2 separate regions of the Homo sapiens genome follow, and region 2 is linked to region 1. A link is a loop called in an ENCODE intact Hi-C map of the cell type or tissue named here. Cell type or tissue: B cell. All regions are shown on one strand. Each heading gives the region's core, and the rest is flanking DNA. Links, peaks and the distances in the headings are about the cores only. Region 1 holds the start of KLHL26 (kelch like family member 26). Region 2 holds the start of COMP (cartilage oligomeric matrix protein).

Region 1 (5,362 bases), core at 192-5,191:
GTTGCAGTGAGCCGAGATCACACTACTGCACTCCAGCCTGGGCAACAGAGTAACTCTATCTCAAAAAAAAAAAAAAAAAAAAAAAAAACTTAATGATAAATTAAAATGAGTGAATTGGCTGGGTGCAGTAGTTCACGCCTGTAATCCCAGCACTTTGGGAGGCCGAGGCGGGTGGATCACCTGAGCTCAGGAATGCCAGACCTGCCTGGCCAACAGTGAAACCCTGTCTCTACTTAAAAAATACAAAAATTAGCCAGGCATGGTGGCGGGCACCTGTAGTCCCAGCTACTCAGGAGGCTGAGGCAGGAAAATCCCTTGAACCTGGAAGGCAGAGGTTGCAGTGAGCCGAGATTGCGCCACTGCACTCCAGCCTGGGTGACAGAGCAAGATTCTGTCTCAAAAAATAAATAAATAAATAAAAACAAAATGAGTGAATTGTATGCCATGCAATTAATTATATCTTGATAAAGCTGTTTATAAAAAAAGAGCCATGCCCAGCATGGTGGCTCACATCTGTAATCTCAGCACTTAGTGAGGGGTGAGGCAAGAAGATTGCTTGAGCCCAAGAGTTTGAGACCAGCCTGGCAACAGAGCAAGACCTGGTCTTTACAAAAAATTTAAAAATTAGCCAAGTGTGGTGGTGCACACCTGTAGTCCCAGCTACTCAGGAGGCTGAGGTGGGAGGATCACTTGAGTCCAGGAGTTTGAGGCTGCGGTGAGCCTTGGTGGCGTCACTGCACTCCAGCCTAGATACCTGGGTGACAGAGCGAGACGGGGTTTCAAAAAAATAAAAATAAAAAAAGCCCTAGCCCCAGGTTATCCCACTCCAGTGCCCAAGGCAGGGACCTGGGGTTCACTGTCCCTCTTCCCTGTCCCTTACTTGCCAACTGATACCCAATTTTCAAGCCCTGGCCACTCCCTGAATATCTCTGAAAATCCTCTGACATCTCCTGGCTCCCTACTGCAGGACAATCTTGCCCCACACCTACCCCAGGAGGCTGGTCACCCCTCTGGACACACACCTCCTGGGTTCCCCATGGCCCCTCTGGCAGACCAGATTCAATGCCCACAGACCTAAGTCTCAAGGTGCCACTCAGCATCCTCAGGAACAGGCAGGGCCTTTGCCTCCTCTGTGCCCTGGCCCAGCCATCCCTCCTCCCTTCCCCACCCATCCCATGCGTGTTCCATTCAGTACCAAATCACACAGCCAGGCCATCAGGCCATTCCCTCCAACAATCAGCCCACAGGTCCAAAACTCCACAGCACGTAAGTATCAAACAACTTCATCATTTATCATGTTGCCTGAAATTACTGGCTCCTGGAAGCTCACCAGCAAGAAAAAGCCTGAATTTCCTCCTTGGCCTGACCTGGGTGCTGGGCTAGAGGAGGAGCTGGGGTGGGAGGGTCTGGCTTTGCCCAATAGGAAAAGAGCAGGAGATCACACTCCTAAGGCAGGTGTTCTTTCCCTCTGACAATCCAATACAATGCATGCACACACATATCATTAGTTATTGATGATAACTAATTGTCATGCAAACCTGGACGTTCAAGCAATCCATGTCAGGACTGGGCCATGGGGAAAGGGGGCCTCCCTCTGACCAAAGGGGTGAATTCTGTCCCCTTGTCTGAGGGCAAGACCTTTCTGTAAGTCCTTTAGCCTGTTGGGGATGTGGATTTGGACCCCATGGGGATGGAAGGGAGGAGCCCCAAAGAAGAACCCTCTGTATGTTCTTTATAAACCCCCTGGAGTTCTCTCACCCCCCTCAGGTTCCCTAGACCCACCCCAGGCCCCCTCAGCCTCCCCATCTCAGACTCCCAGATTCACCTAAGTCCCCCACCCAGAGCCTCCCACAGTCTCTACTCCTTCCAGCGCCCCTCAGCACGCTCTCAGGACCACCTTTAGCCACCTTGGGGCCCTTCAGCACCTCCCAGGATGCCTTGGGCCTTAGCCCCTTCCTCAGAGCCCCCAAGACACCTCACCACCCTCAGACTGGCCATGGCATGGCCCCTGCTCAGGCCCTCTCTGCTGCCCAGGCCCTTTGGCATCCCCAGTTGCCCCACGGCCCACCACAGTCAAGAGCCCCTCGGTTTCCCTTCAGACCCCCAGGATTCTCAGGTCCCTAGGGCCGCCTGCAGACGCCTCGAGGTCCTGGGGCACCCAGCCCCCCTCCAGCCACCCCCTCAGTAGCCCTCGGCTCCTCCAGTACCCCACGGCCCCGTAAAGTCCAAATTCTCAGCGAAAGACCCTCGAGCCGTGCCAGGCCTCCCCTCAACCCCTCAGGACGCCCAAGACTGCCCACAGGTTTCCTGGGCTCCAAGACAGGTGCAGGTCTATCCTGCGGGCCGGGTCTCACCTGTTCGGGCGCTCGGGGCCCGGGCCCGCGCCGAAAGCGCCGCCGCCACCAGCACCACCGCTGCTACCGCCGGACTCCGCCATCTTCCCCCCGCCGTCGCGCGTTCGAGTGACGGGAGCCGCGCGCGCAGGCCCGGGAAACCGAGACGCGGGGGGCGGGGCGGGGCCAGGTCTGCGGAGGGGCGGGGCCGGGACCAGAAACCAAGGATTGGGGCGGGCCCGGAATCGGAGGGGCGTGGTCTACGGAGGGCCGGGGCGGGTCTGGGATAAAGGGAGGGGCCTGCTATGCAGAGAGGTGGGTCCAGGGCGGGGCCTGGGCTAGGGGTGCCGGATTGGGGCGGGACCCTGGCGTGAGGGGCGGAACCAAGTCTGAAAGGGAAGCGGTTCTGGGCTGAGAGGGCGTATTGTCTGTGGATAGGTGGGGACGGGGCGAAGCAGGACAAGTAGGCGCAGGATGGGGTTGGTCCCTGGGCTGAGGAGTGGGGCGGGGTCTGAAGAAGGGGCAGGCCCAGGGCAAGAGGAGGAGGGACAAGGGTCCGGCCTGCGGAGGAGGCGGGGCGCAGGATAAAGGGCGGGGCCAGGTGTGAGAAGGGACAAGGTGGAGGTTAGGAATGCGGTGGGGGAGTGGTCGGGGAGGTAGAAAGGAGAAGATGGGTCTGAGGTTGGGCGGGTCTGGGCAGGAGAGAGGAGGAATCTGGGGATGGATGTGGTCAAGCGAAGAGAGGGCCTGGTCTGAGGAAGGGCGGGGCCTGGGCGAGGGGTGGAGTCTGGTTGGAAGGAGGGCGGGGAAGATCAGGGGTGTGTGCGTGGAGGGGGCGAGGGATTGGCGGGGCCGGGGGGGCGGAGCCTCATCTGATGGGGGTGGGGCCGGGCTAAGTGAGCGGCGGATCTGAGGAGGGGCGGGGCACGTGCAGGTGTTAAGGAGTGTCTGTGAGTGCCCTGGGGCGCTGGCAGGCGTGCCCCGGGCGTTGGCTGGGCGTGGTTATACTTTGAGGCGTTGGAGCCACAGGGAAGTGAGTTATAGGTAGGGTGGGAGGGAGGGTGAGATGGAGCATGGAGAAATGGGTCTCTAAGCTCTGAGAACCACACCCTCCCTCTCCCCACCCTGCACACCCCGACTCCAGTCTTACCTCCTTCCCAGGCCTCTCTCAGGGGCGAAACTCACCCATGCCCAGGCCTCAGACTTCCAGCCCCTCATGGTTCCCCACCCTCCCCTGACATACCCTCTTCAGAGCCTCCACCCTGAGACCCCAATCATCTGGCCTTAGGTTCCCACCACCTGCTTCATACACCAATTCTGGTTTCTCATACTCTAAAACCCTGCACATCCAATTATCTCCCATTCTCTACTCAAAACTCATCTCCCACTCCCCCAAATCCCTGCCCACAGATCCTTCAAACCTTACACTCCCAAAGTCCATTCCACCGGACCCAACACCCTCAGATCCCCAAGCACCAGCCCTCCCAACACACTGACCCTCAGCCAGGGCTCAAAGTCCTGCATCTATAGGCGTCTATGAAGCATCTAGACCTTTTGGGGGCACCCCTCACCCCCCATCTCTGGTAAGCTCCAGGCTCCCAGGATCCCCTCTGTAGCTTGGAGCTCATTTATTCTTTTAACCTCCAAGTCAGAAAACTCTGACTTGTGCAGTCTTGGGCAGAAAGCAGTGATCCAGAAGGAGCTCAAAGCCTTCTTTCCCGTCAGTGCTGGAAGAAGGAGGTGGCTATGGGGCTGGAGACCCCATAGGAGGAAGGAAGGGGCCTGCTTGAGTGGACTCCTGCAGGTTGGACCGCACTCAACCAGCATCTCCAACAGAGGGCCTGATACAACAATACGTGCTCAATCGTTACACAAAATGCTCTCAGATGACCCTGTGCAAGCTGACAGATACCAAGTGCTGAAGGGAACTGCTGGCATCTCCAATACACAGTAAGCACTCTGCAAATGTTGAATGCACGCGTGCATGAACAGCTCACGTTCCGGCAAGCTCTGCACACACACACACACACCCTTGCCTGCCCTAAGTCAGCACCGCCCCAGGAGTCTTTGTTCCAGACGAACCACATGCAGGCATCAAACCTCACTCAGCAGCGACCTACAGCTGACACACCCGCCACAAATAACATTTGAAATCAATGGTGTCCATATGCACGCACACTTCATAAACATCCAGATTTGACCCATATGTCAGACACACAAGACACACAGCTGAAGATAAGAAAGAAGAGGTTCTCTGGGCTCCTGGCTGTGCACACACACATAGTGTGCTGTAGACTCACTGCACTTTGGACACACTGTGTGATCTGTCCTCCACGATCACATAGCACAGGGCAGCCAGTGCAATGTCCCTGGGGCAGGAGCGTGCCTAGAGAGTGGCCTGGCAGAGAAAAATTAGGAAGAGGGAGAGGAGAGGGGAGGAGAATGGGTGGGAGGCAACAGGAGGTGCTTCAGGTCACAGAGGGCTTTGGGGATCATTTTTGGGGTCCTCTGCATGAAATGAGAAGGGAGAGGGGGCTTGTAAGCAGTGGCAATGTAATTGACACTGGGTTTTTGTTTTGTTTTGTTTTGTTTTGTTTTTGAGACGGAGTCTTGCTCTGTGGCCCACCCTGGAGTGCAGTGGTGCGATCTCAGCTCACTGCAACCTCCGCCTCCTGGGTTCAAGCCATTCTCCTGCCTCAGCCTCCTGAGTAGCTGGGACTACAGGCATGTACCACATGCCTGGCTAATTTTTTTTTTTTTTTTGAGATGGAGTCTCACTCTGTCACCCAGGCTGGAGTGCCGTGGCACAATCTCAGCTCACTGCAATCTTCGCCTCCCAGGTTCAAGTGATTCTCCTGCCTCAGCCTCCCGAGTAGCTGGGACTACAGGCATGTGCCACCACGCCCAGCCAATTTTTGTATTTTTAGTTGAGATGGTTTCACCATGTTGGACAGGCTGGTCTCAAACTCCTGACCTCAAGTGATCCACCTGCCTTGGCCTCCCAAAGTGCTGGGATTACAGGAGTGAAC
Region 2 (5,362 bases), core at 237-5,236, 150 kb before region 1:
GGCCAGTCACTTTTTCTCTCTGGGCCTCAGTTTCTCTGTCTATAGAATAGACGCTGTGAGTACTGGAAGGTGGGAGTGGAGAGTGTTAACTGATTGCAGGAGGTTAAGGGGTTTTGTAACTCCAGAGTGTGGCTGGCCAGTTAGCGGTAACTTTTATTTTTATTACAGGCTGTTCCCACAGCAGCTGGAGCACAGTTTGGAAGGTATGGCACAGCCTGGACAAACAGAAGCCCCGGACCTCCCCTTGCTAGAGCCCTTTAACTTGCTCCCCTCCAGATGGGGGCCTCACACCCCATTGCGCAGATTGGAAAACCAAGTGGGCCTGTCCCCTTGGACAGGGGTTGGGGCAAGATCCTGAACGCTGTCCCCTCCTCCACCAGCCGAGGGACCATGGGGAGGGGAGGGAACACCAGCAATGAGTTGGGTTGGGGGGAGTCATTTGCAGCCCTCCAGCGTTGGGGCCAGAAGCGGCCTCCTTGGACAGAGGCAGGAAAATTGAGAGTCCCAGGTCTCAACTGCCCCTCCCCTATTTTCCATTCATCATCATAATCATCATTACTATTAATCATTAATTAATAATTATTAACTTATTACCTCCATTGTGCAAGGGAGGAATTACGCCTGGGTAATTTTTGTACTTTTAGTAGAGATGGGGTTTCACCATGTTAGCCAGGCTGGTCTCAAACTCCTGACCTCAGGTGATCTGCCCGCCTTGGCTTCCCAAAGTGCTGGGATTACAGGTGTGAGCCACCGCACCCAGCAACTTACCCAGTTTTGAAGCACTTCAGGAGGAGTGGAGGGCCAGTCAGTCTGATCCATAGTGGGTGGACCTATTTTTTCAGACGCTGGTGACTCTGTTTCCCGAAGTGTGAGCTGAGAGCGTGGCCATGGAGCCTGCCTTGTTTGGAACTGGAACTCAGGTTTGGCATACAGCAAGCACTCAATCAATCAATCAATCAATGAGCTGAATGCTATGGCTGGATCCTGTAATCCCAGTTATGTGGGGAGTATCGCTTGAGGCCGGGAGTTTGAGACTACTAGCCTGCAGGACATAGCCAGACCCGGTCTCTAAAAATAAAAATAAAAATAAAAATAAATTAGCTGGACTTGGTGGTGCGGGCTTGTAGTCCCAGCTACATGGGAGACTGAAGCAAGAGGATGCGATACAGCCACACCCCGTCACACACACACACACACACACACACAGACGCACACACACAGTGAATGAAAGTGGGGGCAGTACCCCCTGACTCCCTGCCCCACCAGCTCTCTCCACAGACCCCGGGACTCAGTTTCCCCACCATGTCGGATTCAGCCGCGGGCGACTTCGCGGGGCATTCCGGGCGGGGACTTGAACGCAGGGGCCAGCGCCATCTGTTTACCTTGAGGCTGGACGTTGGGCAGGGCTGTGGTGGGCCGTCCCTGGGGCCGGCCGTGCCTTGGGGATAAATAGGCCCCGCGGGCCTCGTGGGCGGTAGAAAGCGAGCAGCCACCCAGCTCCCCGCCACCGCCATGGTCCCCGACACCGCCTGCGTTCTTCTGCTCACCCTGGCTGCCCTCGGCGCGTCCGGACAGGGCCAGAGCCCGTTGGGTAAGCCGCGTTAGCACCCGCGCCGTGCCCACGGCCCCACAACGGACTGTAGGACCCGTGAGAGGCCCGGGATCCAGGCTGTTTGGGGCTCACGGACTGTTCGTAGGGGACGTGCCGGGCGCAGAAAGCAGGTGGCGGGACCGAGACTAGAGGAGCGCAGTGGGGCCTCGGAGGTCCGGGTTCGCTGCAACGGTGGGAGTTGGTGGTGGGATTCCCCGGCCCCATGACGCCTCACCAGGTCCCCTGCCGCCGCAGGCTCAGACCTGGGCCCGCAGATGCTTCGGGAACTGCAGGAAACCAACGCGGCGCTGCAGGACGTGCGGGAGCTGCTGCGGCAGCAGGTGCGGGGCCCGGGTGCGGGGCAGGGAGTGCCAGGGAACGGAAGGGGGTCTCAGTTCCCAGCGAGGAGAGAGGAAGTACCCGAGAAGGTGGAGAGGAGATGGGGAGGGAAGGGGGTCGGCGGGTAGGGAGTCCTTGGCGAAAAGAGGCTGTAGAAAGGGACCCCGGGGTAGAGAGAGGGGAGACCCGAGGGATGAGGAGAGGTTGGGACCCCGCTGATTCCATCCCACCCCTGCAGGTCAGGGAGATCACGTTCCTGAAAAACACGGTGATGGAGTGTGACGCGTGCGGTGAGCGCGGCGGGGCGGTCGGGAGAGAGAAGAGACGGGAGACAGAGACACAGAGACAGAGACAGAGAGCCAGGGAAAGCTGGGGAGGAAAAGAGACGGAAGGAGATGGAGGCTGACGGAGAGGTGGACGGACGAACGGGAATGGGATGGGGTGTGTAGAAACAGAGACAAAAAGAGACAGAAGCGGTGAGAGAGTTTTGGGGAAGTGAGAGACGCCACGGGGCAGAAAAGCGGGACAGAGACTCAGAGAAGAGACCGGGGAGACCCCGCGGTCAGAGCGCGCAGCCTCTGGGGCGGGATCGCGGACAGCGCAGGATTTCGGGCCGCCCCGGGGCGGGGGGTGGGGGGGAAGGGGAAGCCTCCAGCCCCGGGGCGTGGCCATGATAGGCTCTGCCCCCGGGCGAGCCACCGATCAGCCCCGCCGCTTCTCCCCCCTCCCCCCCGCAGGGATGCAGCAGTCAGTACGCACCGGCCTACCCAGCGTGCGGCCCCTGCTCCACTGCGCGCCCGGCTTCTGCTTCCCCGGCGTGGCCTGCATCCAGACGGAGAGCGGCGCGCGCTGCGGCCCCTGCCCCGCGGGCTTCACGGGCAACGGCTCGCACTGCACCGACGTCAACGAGGTGCGCTAGCCCCGACACTCCACCGCCCTGACGACTCCCTCTACCGCCCCCCAATCTCTCGCCGCCCGGGAGACCCCTTCCTCCACTGGGAGTGTTCGCCCCGAAGAGCCTCTCACCTCCGGGGGCGCACGGCCAGACTACCTCCTTACCGCGGGGGGACGCCCAACCCAAGGACCATCCCCGTCACCACCCGGGACGCCCGCCCCCACAACCCCCTACATAGCTAGTGACGCCCGCCCCGACGACTCCCTCACCGCCAGGGGTGGTCCGCCCCAGCTACCCTCCTCGCCGCAGGGGATCGCCAGTCCCAACGACCCTTCCACAGCCAGGGAACGCACGCCCAGACCCCCCGCCACCGCCGGGCACGCACGCCCCGACGACCCCTGCCCCCCTCTGCTGGGGATGCCCGCCCTCATCCTTCCTCCCCTCGCCCATGAGGGAACAGCTCTCCTCTCCTCTCCCGGTTGCGCCCTTGCCGTCATCAAGGCAAAGTCGTGCCTGACCCCTGCGACAATTGCTTCCATCTCAGAGCTCCAAGCACTGGCATATGGCCCTTGAACTTTCCACATCCGAGACACTACGAGGTGCGGCCCCCAGGGCCCAGCTCGAAGCCCTCTGACCCTCTGTGGCCCCTCCTCCCCCAGTGCAACGCCCACCCCTGCTTCCCCCGAGTCCGCTGTATCAACACCAGCCCGGGGTTCCGCTGCGAGGCTTGCCCGCCGGGGTACAGCGGCCCCACCCACCAGGGCGTGGGGCTGGCTTTCGCCAAGGCCAACAAGCAGGTGAGAGGTGTGGGGGCCCCATTTTTGGAGCAGAAGGGAAGGGGGCGTCCATTTTGTTTACCAGTAAACTCCTCTTCCAGCCTCCTTCCAGCGGGAGGGGTGGGGAGAGGAGGGGTCCGCTGCGCCAGGGCTGATCGGTTTGGGGCAGGATGGAGGGGAGAGGCAGGATGCGGAGGAAGTGTGGAGGAGGTGGGAGGTCCGGAGGTGTCTGCGTGGGGTGGTGACCTCTGAGTTCCCCTCCCCTAGGTTTGCACGGACATCAACGAGTGTGAGACCGGGCAACATAACTGCGTCCCCAACTCCGTGTGCATCAACACCCGGGTAAGGCCCGCTGGGGAGGAAGAAAGGATCGCGGGAGGTGGGGCGAGCGGCGGGCGGCCTGCGCTGACCTCCGGCGGCTCCGGCGCAGGGCTCCTTCCAGTGCGGCCCGTGCCAGCCCGGCTTCGTGGGCGACCAGGCGTCCGGCTGCCAGCGGCGCGCACAGCGCTTCTGCCCCGACGGCTCGCCCAGCGAGTGCCACGAGCATGCAGACTGCGTCCTAGAGCGCGATGGCTCGCGGTCGTGCGTGGTGAGTGCGGGCGGGCTGGGCTTGAGGCGGGGTTGGGTGGCGGCCACTCCAGGGCACCCACTTACACTCTCCCACAGTGTGCCGTTGGCTGGGCCGGCAACGGGATCCTCTGTGGTCGCGACACTGACCTAGACGGCTTCCCGGACGAGAAGCTGCGCTGCCCGGAGCGCCAGTGCCGTAAGGTGGGTGGGGGCGGAGCGGGGCGGGCTTGGGCAGGAGGGAGGGCGGGACTTCATGACCGCGCCCCTCACACCTTCTGTGCCCGCCCCCAGGACAACTGCGTGACTGTGCCCAACTCAGGGCAGGAGGATGTGGACCGCGATGGCATCGGAGACGCCTGCGATCCGGATGCCGACGGGGACGGGGTCCCCAATGAAAAGGTAGATCTACGGCTCGGCACGGTGGTTCACTCCTGTAATCCCAGCACTTTGGGAGGCCGAGGCGGGCGGATCACGAGGTCAAGAGATGGAGACCATCCTGGCCATCATGGTGAAACCCCTCCTCTACTAAAAATACAAAAATTAGCGGGGCGTGGTGGTGCACGCCTGTAATCCCAGCTACTCAGGAGGCTGAGGCAGGAGAATCGCTTGAACCCGGGAGGCGGAGGTTGCAGTCAGCCGAGATCGCGCCACTGCACTCCAGCCTAGCGACAGAGCAAGACTCTGTCTCAAAAAAAAGAAAGAAAGAAAGAAAGAAAGAAAGAAAGAAAGAAAGAAAGAAAGAAAGAGAAAAAGAAAAAGAAAAAAGAAAAGACAGAGCTGTGAGCGGGGCCTAGGGAAGTGGGATGGGGCGTGGCTTGGATGAGGGGCGTGGCCTCCGTGGTCTAGGAGGGGCGAAAGGTTCCTTGAGGAGGAGACGCGTCCTCGGAGATTTGGGAATCTGAGGAGTGTGACCTTTGCCTTCTCGACCTGATCTCACCCTTAACCCACCCTGTCATCCAGGACAACTGCCCGCTGGTGCGGAACCCAGACCAGCGCAACACGGACGAGGACAAGTGGGGCGATGCGTGCGACAACTGCCGGTCCCAGAAGAACGACGACCAAAAGGACACAGACCAGGACGGCCGGGGCGATGCGTGCGACGACGACATCGACGGCGACCGTGAGCTCGATGGGGGTTGGGGGGCGAGGAGAGGCGGCGGGCACCGAAGGGCGGGATTCGGCTCCGGGGCG

What was found. Hi-C counts contacts between places; a loop is a spot of excess contacts. Peaks named below come from ENCODE experiments on the same cell type or tissue, not always from the same donor. Only the 100,000 strongest peaks of a DNase experiment are listed, where the experiment ranks them.
Region 2: it touches region 1 in a loop (6-fold over the local background); 3 of 110 quality-filtered maps call a loop at or near these places.

The regions. Positions count from the first base shown.
Region 1 is chr19:18,634,130-18,639,491 of GRCh38, reverse strand. It overlaps KLHL26 (kelch like family member 26), which reads right to left and starts at 2,464. Exons shown (of 3, transcript NM_018316.3): 1 at 2,355-2,464. The coding sequence starts at 2,437. RefSeq lists enhancers at 1,511-2,025, 2,026-2,540, 2,499-2,793 and silencers at 2,280-2,789, 2,840-2,999, 3,010-3,089, 3,130-3,319. In B cell, for the core only: no CTCF peak of the experiment used is centred there; DNase peaks (open chromatin) are centred at 1,115, 1,501, 2,741 and 3,814; H3K4me3 peaks cover 1,659 bases; H3K27ac peaks cover 2,154 bases.
Region 2 is chr19:18,787,420-18,792,781 of GRCh38, reverse strand. It overlaps COMP (cartilage oligomeric matrix protein), which reads left to right and starts at 1,477. Exons shown (of 19, transcript NM_000095.3): 1 at 1,477-1,591; 2 at 1,847-1,932; 3 at 2,169-2,220; 4 at 2,668-2,840; 5 at 3,485-3,622; 6 at 3,869-3,943; 7 at 4,032-4,190; 8 at 4,268-4,372; 9 at 4,463-4,570; 10 at 5,132-5,291. The coding sequence starts at 1,513. RefSeq lists enhancers at 1,158-1,736, 1,737-2,317, 2,318-2,897. In B cell, for the core only: no CTCF peak of the experiment used is centred there; DNase peaks (open chromatin) are centred at 1,731, 2,601, 3,951 and 5,111; H3K4me3 peaks cover 2,565 bases; H3K27me3 peaks cover 4,655 bases.